Regions from separate parts of the Mus musculus genome. Here all the other regions are linked to region 2. Evidence: chromatin contacts called from ENCODE Hi-C or POLR2A ChIA-PET data. All regions are on one chromosome and are shown on one strand. The core of a region is the stretch at or near the end of the contact, and the rest is flanking DNA. Distances in the headings are between cores, read along the strand shown. Region 1 holds the start of Hyou1 (hypoxia up-regulated 1). Region 2 holds the start of Mcam (melanoma cell adhesion molecule). Region 3 holds the start of C2cd2l (C2 calcium-dependent domain containing 2-like).

The links. A loop is a pair of places that touch in the nucleus more often than their neighbours do. ChIA-PET counts read pairs that join two places held with the same protein, here RNA polymerase II (POLR2A).
Region 1: POLR2A ChIA-PET joins it to region 2 with 12 read pairs in Patski. The contact joins the promoter of Hyou1 here to the promoter of Mcam in region 2. A Hi-C loop is called at or near these places in 3 of 37 maps with a recorded cell type or tissue (adrenal gland, gastrocnemius and v-Abl transformed pro-B cells). POLR2A ChIA-PET finds 5 or more read pairs at or near these places in 2 of 5 experiments (Patski and embryonic stem cell).
Region 3: POLR2A ChIA-PET joins it to region 2 with 16 read pairs in Patski. The contact joins the promoter of C2cd2l here to the promoter of Mcam in region 2. A Hi-C loop is called at or near these places in 1 of 37 maps with a recorded cell type or tissue (left cerebral cortex). POLR2A ChIA-PET finds 5 or more read pairs at or near these places in 4 of 5 experiments (Patski and embryonic stem cell).

What each region holds. Positions count from the first base shown.
Region 1 is chr9:44,376,755-44,380,989 of GRCm38, reverse strand. It overlaps Hyou1 (hypoxia up-regulated 1), which reads right to left and starts at 1,500. Exons shown (of 26, transcript NM_021395.4): 1 at 1,395-1,500; 2 at 380-477; 3 at 81-174. The coding sequence starts at 470.
Region 2 is chr9:44,132,877-44,136,868 of GRCm38, reverse strand. It overlaps Mcam (melanoma cell adhesion molecule), which reads right to left and starts at 2,211. Exons shown (of 16, transcript NM_023061.2): 1 at 2,113-2,211; 2 at 221-351; 3 at 1-131. The coding sequence starts at 2,179. It overlaps Gm10687 (predicted gene 10687), which reads left to right and starts at 2,384. Exons shown (of 2, transcript NR_152189.1): 1 at 2,384-2,508.
Region 3 is chr9:44,317,742-44,321,599 of GRCm38, reverse strand. C2cd2l (C2 calcium-dependent domain containing 2-like) reads left to right here and starts at 1,318. Exons shown (of 14, transcript NM_027909.2): 1 at 1,318-2,065. The coding sequence starts at 1,712.

The DNA of each region.
Region 1 (4,235 bases), core at 251-2,750, 240 kb before region 2:
TCATACGGGGGCTCAGCCATCACAGTCTGAAGTGGGCACTATAAATTATAAACACACCCCTGACCCAGATCTACTCTTACTTGTTCAATACAATCTCCATGGGCACTCCAGGCTTGACAATGGCCACCTTCATGGATTCACTGCCCAGGTCTACAGACATCACAGCCAATGTGTCTGAAGGGAAGACAGAATGTAGGTTTCTCTGTCAGTTCTCTGCTTCCCACACCCTCCTGCCTTCCTAAGGCAAATCAATGGAAGCAGCCTGCTTTCCATGGCAAAGACAAAGAAAAAGGCTAGATCCAGCAACCCCAAACTCGAGTAGGCACCTTGTGCCCTCTTATCCTTCCATTCTTCTTTAACACCTTAGCCAGGTACATACCGCTCAGTGCCAACAGGTCTGCCAAGAGGACAGCCACCAAGGCCCAACAGAGTAGCCTCCTTGGCCTCTGCCTTCTTACTGTGGCTGCCATTGTGACCCTAATGGGAAAGGAAAAACACTTGTAACTGGATGCTGAATGAAGAAGGAAACAGAACCACATCCCAGAACAGACAAGCTCAAAGATTCTTATCTGTTGCACTTTGGCAAAAAAGCACAGCAGCTCGACCTCTTCTCTTCCTTCCTGAGGAGTTTCAATCATTTTAAACATCCTCCCAAGTGTCTCACATTCGGGCCGAAGCAAAAGGGCCCTCCACCACTTACTTAGACAAATAAGAGTTGACCTTTTTTCGGTCTACGTACAGGTAAGCAATCGGCACACCACAGCACTGTACCTGTCAGACACCTGGAGCTTGGCCAGGACCCTCGAAATCGGCTCAAATACCTCACACCTGGGGTTCCCGGGTGGCCGGGAAAGCCAGGTTGAGCTTGGGCAGGAACTGGAAGGTGATGACGTTGGGGATGGCTGGCACAGAAGGGTTTGTCCCCTTCTCTGAATTCCCTGAGCATTGTCCAGCCCACCCTCCTTGCCCATCCCACTCCTGGGCCACGCTGCCTACGCAGACGTTGTGCAGGCTAAGGTTACAAGCCGGGTGGATGTTCACCTAAACCTCACCTGACGAAGGTGGAAGATCCCACTCCCAGAAATGGATTCAGGCCCACCCTGAGCGCGAGGGGGCAGCTCAGCGCCTGAACTTCAGGACCGAAGGGACCGGTGTCCGTGCGGCCCTCGCTCCGGCTACCGGCCCGCCCCCGAAGCTAGCACGCTGCCTCCCCTAGGAGCCGCGGCCCGACGGCTGCTCCATCCTCACCCCCGCTCCCTCTGGCCTTCAGCTCCTGTGTCCTTCGCTCCGGGATCAAGGCGGCGAGGACGTACCCACACGGCCAGCAGCACGACCCCAACCCCGGGCCCTTCACAACTCCCCTTCGTTTGCAAACTGTTACAGTGGCCACCAACCTCTCAGCGGCGTCTCGCGCACCAGCCGGCCCCGGACGCGGCGCACGCTCATTGGCGCCCCTGCCGCTCGGCCCTGCGCCGCGCACTTAGCACCGCCCACGAGACCCGGCGCGAGACCCCATTGGTCCACGTAGAAGACCCGCCCCTCTGCGGCCCCGCCCCTCGAGGACGCAGCTGGGCCTGAGTACCGGTTGGGACGAAACTGCCAGAGCTGGCTGCGGATTGGGCCACGTCACGGTTCGCGGCCGGGTTACTCCTCGCGGGACTTCTGCCAGCATCGGTGCCGGACGCTTCGATGCGGAACCCTAGCGGAACCCCGCGTGGGAGCAGGTGCTCTCGTGGATTGCGAAGTCCTTGGCCTTCTTCCGGTTACCTGGGGCATCCGCGCGACGGAATCATACTGAGCTGCATTCGCTGCGGCGACGCGGAAGAGGCGCATGCGTGTGCCCTGGACTTGGGCAAGATAACAGGGGACCACTCCAACTTTATGGGTTCATTGAAAAACCTAAGCCACAAGAATGATGTTCGCTGATGGGCCGGAGATAAACCGTGTTTGTGACGGATTGGCTTTAACTCTGAACCCCAATAGTACGAGAGACGATATTGCAAACTAAAAAATAAGACTTTAATTGGCTTGACCTTTGGTACCGTCATTGTTTCTTCTTAGGAATGGTTCAGGGCTGGGAAAATAGCTCAGAGATACAGCTCTTGTCTGGCGTAGTTAAGGCTCTGGATTCCATCAACAACACCGTTCAAAAATTAAGAAAAGAAATGAGTATTCGGGCTGGTGAAATGGCTCAGTGGGTAAGAGCACTGACTGCTCTTCCAAAGGTACGGAGTTCAATTCCCAGCAATCACATGGTGGGTGGCTCACAACCACCCATAATGAGATATGATGCCCTCCCTCTTCTAGTGTGTCTAAAGACAGTGTACTTACATATAATAATAAATAAATCTTTTTTTAAAAAATGAGTATTCATGTGATGTAAAGATTAGGAACGGACTGGTGGTGGTGGCCTTAATCTTAGCACTTGGGAGGCAGAGGCAAGCAGATCTCTACCTGCTTGAGGCCATCCTGGTCTACGGAGCAAGTTCCACAACAAACAACCAAGGCTACCCAGAGAAACTCTGTCTCAAAAACGAAACCAACCAAACACACACACTGCTACCCAGAGAAAAGATTTATAAATAAAAGTAAGTCCCCTGACACAACCTCCCACTCTTATCTGTAGCATGATATGTAACTTCCTGCTCATTATGATACACATATCTCTTTCTAGAAAAGTAACATTTTTCGAACAATAACAAAAAAAGCAATTATTTGCTATTTTTCAACTAAGAATTTTCTGTGTCAGTGGGATTTCCCTCGTTACTACTGTACAACATTGTGTACAACAGTGCATAATGTGGGCTTTATCTGCCAGTGATAGATGTGTAAGTTGTCGATTCTGTTGAGTTTCGCTTTTTTCATTTTGTGTGTGCTGTACACACATATGGCATTTGTGTTTGTGTGTGTGTGCTGAGTCCAGAAAAGAACATTAGATGTCCTGCTCTATCAATTTCTGCCTTATTTATTTTTTTAGACAGGGTCTCTCATGAAACATGGAGCTAGGCTGGTGCCCACCAAGCCCCAGTGAGTTTCCCTACTCCAACCTCAACAGCACTGTGATTACAAGTGCATAGGGCCTTTTAAAATGCGAATATTTTCCTCTGAACTCAGGTACTCAGGCTTGTGCAGGACACCCAACATCTCTCTAGTGCACTCCCCTTTTCTCTCCCTCTCTCCCTCTCACTTCCCCTCCTCCTTTCCCCCCTCTCCTGTTCCTTTTTTAAAAATATTTTTTTATTCATTCATTCATTTATATGAGTACACTGTAGCTGCCTTCAGACACACCAGAAGAGGTCATCAGATGGTTGTGAGCCACCATGTGGTTGCTGGGAATTGAACTCAGGACCTCTGGAACGAGCAGTCAGGGCTCTTAACCACTGAGCCATCTCTCCAGCCCCTCCTGTTCCTTTAAGTCGTTAGTTGTTGTATTGTTTTTCTTTGGTGTTTCTCTGTGTAGCTCTGGCTGTCTTGGAATTTTCTCTGTAGACCAGGCTGGCCTTAAATTCAAAGATCTGCCTGCCTCTGCCTCTGGAATGCTGGGACTAAAGATGCATGTCACCATGTCCAGCTGTGTTTTTTTTTTTTTTTTAATTCTTTAAATTATTTATTTATTATATGTAAATACACTGTAGTTGTCTTCAGACACTCCAGAAGAGGGTACCAGATCTTGTTACAGATGGTTGTGAGCCACCATGTGGTTGCTGGGATTTGAACTCAGGACCTCTGGAAGAGCAGTCAGTGCTCTTAACTGCTGAGCCATCTCTCCAGCCCCTGTGTTTTGTTTTTTTAAACAAAAGCCTCACCACATAGTGGTAGTAGATACTGGAAAAGTCCTTGCTATAAGACTAGTTTAGGTATAGGCCATGATTTTGAGGCAATCTTCTTGCCTAAAATTCTTCCTCCTGGGTGCTGGGATAATAAGTATGTGCTACGATGTACAGTGAACAATTCTATTTTTTATTTTTTAATTGCAGGGGAAAAGATTGTTTTTCTCAACAATAACTCCACTTTTGTCTAAAGAGGCACTAGATTGAACATTCCATCTATTTTGAAAACTATGCATTTAATACTTTAAAAAAAGATTTATTTATCTATTTATGAGTACACTGTAGCTATCTTCAGACACATCAGAAAGAGGGCATCAGCTCTTACTACAGATGGTTGTGAGCCACCATGTGGTTGCTGAGAATTGAACTCAGGACCTCTGGAAGAGCAGTCAGTGCTCTTAACCT
Region 2 (3,992 bases), core at 962-3,461:
GGAGTGACGTGACTCAGGGCCAGAGTAGCCACCGAGTCTTGGAGGCTAAGGCGGTGCTCATATTCACCAGGTTCCCGCTGGCCCTTGCCTTGGTGCACACGGAAAATCAGTATCTGCCTCTCCTTGTGAATCTGAGGGAAAGGAGCTGAGAGATGAGCTACCTGCCAGAGAGACAGTTGCTTCCCACACAACTACTGCCCTCCAAAGTCCAGGCGCTCACCAAAAACCAGTCCACTTGGCTGAAGTTGCCTGAGGCCCGTGAGGGGCCACACTTGAGAAGGGCTGTGCTGCCCACTTCTGCCTCCACCAGGTCGGGCGTGGGTACTGGCTGCTTTTCCTCTCCTGGCACACCTGGGGAAAGAGAGGGGCATGCCCAGGCAGCTTTGTCAGCTCCAGGTGTTCTGTCCGGTCCCCTCCCCTCTCCTGGTTCACTGCAGCTGTCCCACTTGAAGGGTCTGGGGAGGGCCTTACCCTCTCCTTACCCTCAACTTCACCAAGCCCACACCCCCAACCTGGGTCAGACCTCTCCCAGTGTAATACGGAGTGAAACACAGACAGAGTGACTGGGTATATCTTAGAAGAAGCTGGTGGAGAGACAGATAAGAGCAACATGGGCTCTGGGCCAAGATGAAGGCCCCTTTGCTCCTGGGCCCCTTCCTAGTCCTGGTGAGCTCAGACTAGGGGAATGTAAGGCATGTGCCAGGCTGGGGCACACAGGCCCCTTTGTGTGCCCCCCCTCCACGAAGACGTCACTATTCTACCCTCTGTCCCCCAAATCCTCTGGAAGACACAGTGAGCCAACTCTAGCCAGAGGCTATGATTTATGTTCCCACAGTAGCATGTCAAGAAACGCTGCAATACAATCTGAAGACCCCATCCAAGTCTAGAGGGGTCAGTCTCCGCCAAGGGTTAGGTCAAAAACCAGAGAGTGGGCAGGAGTGACGTCAGTGGTGCCAGCATGCTGCCAGCTCTTAGAAGAGGTGATGTCACTAAGCACAATCTGCCTGGACCCTGGGATGTCTGGACTGTGTGGCTTCCAGACTGGAGGGAAGGTGGGAATAGCCTTCTACCAACAGCAGGAACTTTGAATCCCTGCTTTCTAAGGGCCAGAAGAGCAGGGCAGAGCGAAACTGAGTTTTCTGTGCTGCGATTGCCTAGCTGGGTTTAGCCCTTTCCCCAGAAATAAGGTCAGTCTGGGAGGCACTAGACTGGAGTACCCCAGGGACGTGGCTGGCACTGGGCAAGAGGCCAGAGAAGTGGGTAATGCCCAGTCCTCCCCTTCCCCAGCCTGACCAGTGGCTGAGACGCGAGAAAGAGCCAAGAATAACACACGACACCGCTGCGTGTGCCCTACAAGGGAAGCCCGGACCCAGGAAAGCATGTCTACTCGATGGCTTAAAGGAAAGCTCCGAGGTGCCAGGCTCTCTCCACCTGACTCTAGTGGACCACAGAAGCTGTTACTGTTGTAGAACTTCTCCATCTGTTGTCTTTCCCCTGTAATCCCGTCAAACCCGGAGGCGCAAGGAGACCCACACCACCCGCTGCCCTTGCCAACGCCCAGCCCCAGCAGGAGCGGCCTCCTCCCTCGCTCACCTCCAAACTGGCGTGAGGCCCAGGCGGAGGGGGAGGGGTCGGCGGCCCCCTCCAGCTAGGGAAACTGCCTTTTCCAGCAACAGGCGGGCGCGGGATGCACGGGTTGGGGATGCGCCCCGGCTGCGCCTCTCTGCCGGGACTCCAGCACCCAGCATCCAGCACCCAGAGCGAACACCTGCGGGAGGCCGGGCCCAGCGTCCTGCAGAAGCTCGGCCCCACCCCTTCCCGCTCGCTGCTGCAGCAACCCGACTAGTCCGTTCCCAGAATACTCTAAAACCTAGGCTGCACACCCGCAAAGAAGTTGCACGCACGCGGGGCGCCTGGAAATCGGGGACTCTGGCAAGAAGGAGCGCCCACTGGGGTGCAGAGCCCCGACTCTACGTTGCTACCAGCTCTGATCTCCGGTACACTCAGGCGGCACAGTCCGGCTCCGTCGAAGACATCCCCAAACTCCCAACGCCTGGGCTCTGAGGGACGCGGGTCGGGCCCCCCACAGCCCCCTCAACATAAAGAACTCACCCGCGGCACGGCGACAGCAGCAGCAGGCAGCGAACAAGAAGACGCACACCAGTTTGGGCAGCCCCATGCTTCCCCGACGGAGGGCGCGAGCCAAGTGAGGAACTCGCCGCTGTCGGGGGCTGACGTCAGGGGGGCGGGGGAGGGGACCCCGGGCGCCGCCCGGCCCCGCCCCGCGTAGCCCCCCGCCCCCTCCCCGCGCCCTAGGGGGCGGGCCCCCGGCGCGCTGGCTGCGAGCTGCTGCTCCCCGATCCAGGCCTAGAGGCTAACTCCCGTTTTCTGGCTTGGAAAGGTTGAAGGAGCAATGACAGGTGTCCTGGGGCTCGAATGACTGGCCGAGGCGGCAGAAGCTGGCCCGGTCGCTGTAGACTCTTGGACGCAGTAGCAGCGCTCGCTCAGGTTTGTCCACTACTAGCGGGGACCCTCTAGCAGAGGAGCAACAGAGAGGTATCCCTGATAGAGGACTCTCAGTCAGGTTCCTCTACCCTGCTGTGGAGGCATGGAGCTGGCCCTGGTCGCCTTCTGGAATGACCGCTTCACTGCGGCGGCTGCCGGCTTGGCACTGTTCCAGAGTCTTCGCTGGCCTGGCAGCCTTGGAGGAAGAACTGTGCCAGGTCCCACAGACCTAGGGGTGCCTGCAAGGGGGCGGGAGAGTTGGAAACGGTGCCTTTTGGGTTATCTTTTCATATTCGAATTCTTGCAAGTCCCTCTTACCCTAGAGAAGGGAGGAAGGGGTCTGAATTCACAAGCCCATGGTCCACGCCCTGACCCAGATAATCCTTTTTGTCTTCTGGTCTCTGTCTCGGTTTCCCTCACCTCAATGAGGAAAAGTTAATACTAACGGATGTGGGAGTCTACAGCCTGTCTCCCAGAAACCTATTACTCTCTCTAATGCTTGAAAGCTGCCTTCCCTACCCACCCCTCAACTCTCTCACGGGGCAACGGCCTCAGGTTACTGAAAGCCTAAGTCTCCCACACAGAAAGGTGCCAGGAGCCCTAGCCTCCATCCTTTCTAATCCCAACTTCTCCCTGGGTCTTCTGGACTCTTAGATTCAAAAAGGCTCTAGCACCAGAGCTTCAGGAAGGGTTTCACCCTTGGCTGGGACTCTCACCAGGGAGGGGTCTGTCACCCCACAGGGAACAAACAGCCTTTCTGCCGCTGCTGGAGAGAGGGAGGAGGGTTGAGGCAGCAAACCCCAGAGATGGCCAGGTGACTTGAGAGGATGCTCTGGGCTGTGTTCTGATGACTCAGATGACTGGCAAATCACATCTACCTCATCACTCAAATCTCATTGACCCTCCTCCCTGGCCATTAGCCTCCAGACAGAGCCATGCCGACTGGCCTCAGGCTTGGGCTCTTGATGGGAGAGAGGAAGAGGGCCCTGCCTCCTCTGCCCTCCAGAGTGAACTGAGGAGCACTGGCCCCTGGCCCCTGGCCCAGAGCAAAATAGGAAGAAAAGCCTGTTCTCTGCAGCGATGGCTAAAGGATGCTGTCTGGCTAGGCAGGGCAAGTGCTGCACCCCCTCCCTGTTTCTTCATTTAACACCATTAACTTATCCTCTTCTCTGGCAGTCTGAAAAGAAAGGCAGCTAACCACCAAGGACAGTCGGTTCTGAATTCTTCCTCTTAGATGGATGCCAGGTGGGGGTTGAAGGAGTCGTTTCTGCAGTGAAAGGGAAATAAGATTACAGCTCAGGGTGACATCCCAGCCTTCCTGGTGCACAGAACCAAAGCAAACAAACAGACTATACTTTTAAGAGGTCTGGCCCCAGCCGGGCAGAGGCAAGCGGATTTCTGAGTTCAAAGCCAGCCTGATCTACAGAGTGAGTTCCAGGACAGCCAGGACTACACAGAAAAACCCTGTCTTAAAAAAACAAACAAAC
Region 3 (3,858 bases), core at 69-2,568, 190 kb before region 2:
ACAGCAATGTTGCCTCACAATCTCACCTCTGTCTATCACCCCTTGCAGTAAAATCAGGCTATCTCAAGCTACATACCCTTTCCTCTTCTAGATCAGACAGCTCTGTTGCTGACAGCCATTTTTTTTTTTTTTTACCTACCCCTAGACCTTATATTGTTTACTCTCATGGGCTTGTTCCTTAGACAAATGGATTTGAAAGATATTTAACATCACATCCTATCTTGTGCGCAGAAGAAATTGTGTCAGACACCTCACCATATATATGTCTCTTGAGAAAAGAATTGCCCCTAATCTTTTTTTATAGATACCTTCCCCTGGCCCCAAGAAACAAAGATGAGCTCCAATCTTATGAGGATCTAGAGAAAAGGGTACATCCAGAGGTTGTAAATTGTGCAGTCTTCCTGGAACACCATTTCTTCGGAGTTGGCTGGGATATTACATATTTGGTGTGTGGGATGGGGTTTGGTTGTGATGCGCTCTCACCCAGGCTGGTTTCAAACTCCTTGGCAAAGGTATCACCCTGTTTCAGCCTCCTAAGTAGCTAGGACGACAGTCAGGTGGCACTACACGGGATGCCACATATTTGGATGAGAGACTTTTGACCAAATCTATTGATAGTCCAGTGCTACAATGCTAGCTCCCCTTTTCATTGCCATCCCTTCTACACGTGCTCCACAGGCAGGAGCTGTTACTATGGAAATGTATTATTTTTAAAAACAGACTCAGCCTTGGGCTTGGGAAATATCTCGAGAACAAACCCACGCAAGCAAGGTTAATAGGGGGTTCCTGAATCCTAGCTCCAAGGGGAAGGAGGACGATGGTAGTGTTCTATTCCCAACCTTTATCACGTTAAGCTTCATTTTTCTCGCCGCCGTTGACATTAGCTGGGTTTTGTCAGGCACTTCTATCTGGGAGGGACACCTTACTCCCTCTTCACCCAGTGCCTAGCTAGCTTCAGTCAAGGAGTAAGACCAGAAGCTGCTGAGCCAGGAGGTGTTAAAAGTGAGTGGTGATTTCCACAGGGACTAATTTTTAACCTACAGGCGTCCAACCCATAGAAATCTAAGAAACGTAGGGAGAACCAGGCGTCATCTCAGATAAGTGAAGTTCCCTTGCCTGGTACTGAAGGGGTGCACAGGGATTTCAGGACGGGGCGGAACAGCTAAAGACTCCGCCTATTCTCATCCCGGAATCCTCTACGTGTGCAACTCAACCCTCCCCCACTCCACCCTCCTCTAGCTCTGAGCGGCGGGTTAGCTCAGCCCCGCCCGGTGAGGGCGCGGCTCCTTTAAGGGCGGGTGGGGGCGGGGCGCCGGCGGTGTTGTCAGTGTCAGTTCTGCGCACGCAGCCCTCCCGGAGCCGGTGCCGGCCCGCGAGCCCCGGTATCTCTGCAGGCTGGTCCCTGCCCGGGTCCGGCGGGGCCCCACGCCGTGGGAGGAATCGGGTGATAGCTGGAACCTAGCTGGGGTCACACCGCCGGTGTTAGGGATCCAGATCTCTGGCTACGGAGACAGAGCTCGAGCGTCGCGACCCCGGAGGACCTCTTCTCCATCCGTGGCACCCACTGGTCCTGGAATCTCGGCGGCGCCGGAGAGCCCCGGAGCCCGCGCGCTCAGCCCCGGGGGAGCTCGCCCACGCCCCACGGTCCATCCGGGCCATGCTCCCCCGGGGCAGCGGCTGAACCCGAGCCGGGACCCGAGCCCGCGGGAGCATGGATCCGGACTGGGGGCAGCGGGATGTGGGCTGGGCGGCCCTGCTGGTTCTCTTCGCCGCCTCGCTGATCACGGTATTGGGCTGGATGCTGCAGTATGCCCGGGGTTTGTGGCTGTCGCGAGCCGATGGGGGCCGAGACTCCCGACCTGCCTCAGCTGCTGAGCCCGGGGGTTCACTGCGCGAGCTGGGTGTGTGGCGTTCGCTGCTGCGTTTGCGGGCGACCCGGACCAGCACCCCCGAGGAAGCCGGCGTACGGGGCCTCCTGGCTTCGCTCTTTGCCTTCAAGTCTTTCCGGGAGAACTGGCAACGGGCTTGGGTGCGAGCCTTGAATGAGCAGGCCTGCAGGGACGGGGTGAGTTGCACTGAGCCCCTGTGTCGTCCCTTCAGCTTTGCCTTCTAGGGAAGAGCTTGCTCATGTTAGGAGGGCTGGATTAGAGCTGGGGATCAACTGGAGAACCCTCCAGCTTTCTCTTTCAGATCAGAGAAGAGCGTGCAGGTTAGACTGGGGCTTGTAAAGAAGTCCAGTTATATACCAAATTTTCTATTTTTGTGAGCAAGGTACTCTGGTTCTAAACCCAGCACAAGTTACTGTTCTCATAGCAACGCTAATCCGTGTGCCTTAGGGCACTTCCGCCTAGACTGGCCTGGTTGGGCCAAGGGAGACAGGTGCACCTGCAGAAGGAATTTGCCTGGTCCTCATGCCACCACACCCAGTTAAGATTTCAGGCTCCCAAACCCTGGTGGTCAGGTAGAGCCCCCACGGTAACTGAATCATCTCTCCATATTTTAGTAATTTCACTACTACAGTCCTCCAGGCTGGCCTGCAGTGTAGTGTTAAAGGAAAGTAGTTTAGTTAAAGGGCATATTGATAACCTGCGTCCTTTCTAATGCATGAACTTGGGCTGCCCCTTCAGGGTCGCTCATAAACCAGAGCAGCCAGCCACCTCCACCCGTTGCACCCTGGGCATCTGGCCTCCCAGGAAGTGGGCAGGAATCAGAGTCATGAGACTGAGGTTGGGTGGAAGGCAGAGGTCTCCCATTTCTGGACCATTTCCCTTCCTGGCCATCAGACTATCAGCTCCTTGTGGAAACAGGTCTTTCTCTGTTTCCAGCCATAAGAGCTTGGAGGCTTTGCCCTATTAATCCAGATGCCTAGAGACTGAAGTGGCCCCCAAGAAGTTCTCCTGTTTCCTCTTGTCAGCTGGCCAGCTGAAAGCCAGATGACATCTGTCAGTTTATACATTGACCCTACCCCTCCAACCTGGCTCTTCCTGTACCTTGTCCCTGGGACAGCTGACTCAGCTGGACATTGGCCTCTCCTGCAGGGGGAGGAGAGAGGGGAACTAAGCACTCATCTCCCCAACTGGCATGACTTTTGAAGAAGAAAGCTGCCACCGCAGGGAAGTTTGCTAGGGAAAGTGAATGAGCTCTGTGCATTTTGTTTTCTCTATCTCAAGCCTGCAGGACATACCCAGCCCAGGCTGTGCCCCCTTCCTCAGGTAGTTCTTCTACCCTGCTTTCCACTGCTGTAGAAGAATTAGGGAGTGGCTCTTTCGAGAGCTAAGCTAATCGGCTTTCCGCTCCCTAATACTCCTGCTGTCCACCCTAAGGAATTATCTAGGCTTGGGACCCCTGAGCCCTCCCTCTGAGCTTGCTTCTCTTCCTAGCACTTCTGATGGGGTTTCCTGGAGACATGATAAGTTAGTCTTTATTTCTAAGAACTTAAGCAGCGTGATAGGATACCATTGACCATTCACATCCTGTTTGTTTGGGGAAAGGCTTAGCCTTATTTCTTCATCTTATTTTATAGCACATGACACAACCATTTCACTTCAGCCTTGCCCAGCAGTGACCATGTCACTCTCTTGTTGTCATTGTCACTTACCTCTATTTGTGATTACAGTGAATGATGAGGTGGAGGGGTGAAGAGGGAAACAGGGAGTACAGAGAGGTTCCAGGGATTTGAAGAATTACCCAAGGTTCAAAGGCAAGCTGGCCTCTAAGGTAGCCTCTGGAAGCTGCAGATCCCTGGAGACAGTGGGGCTGCAGGGGAAACCTTCTGCCCTAAGCTGTTGAGCCAAGAAGGGGCCAGAGGCCAGCCTGGAGCCGAGGCCTCTGCAGTGCTAGAATCAAGCCAGCAATTGG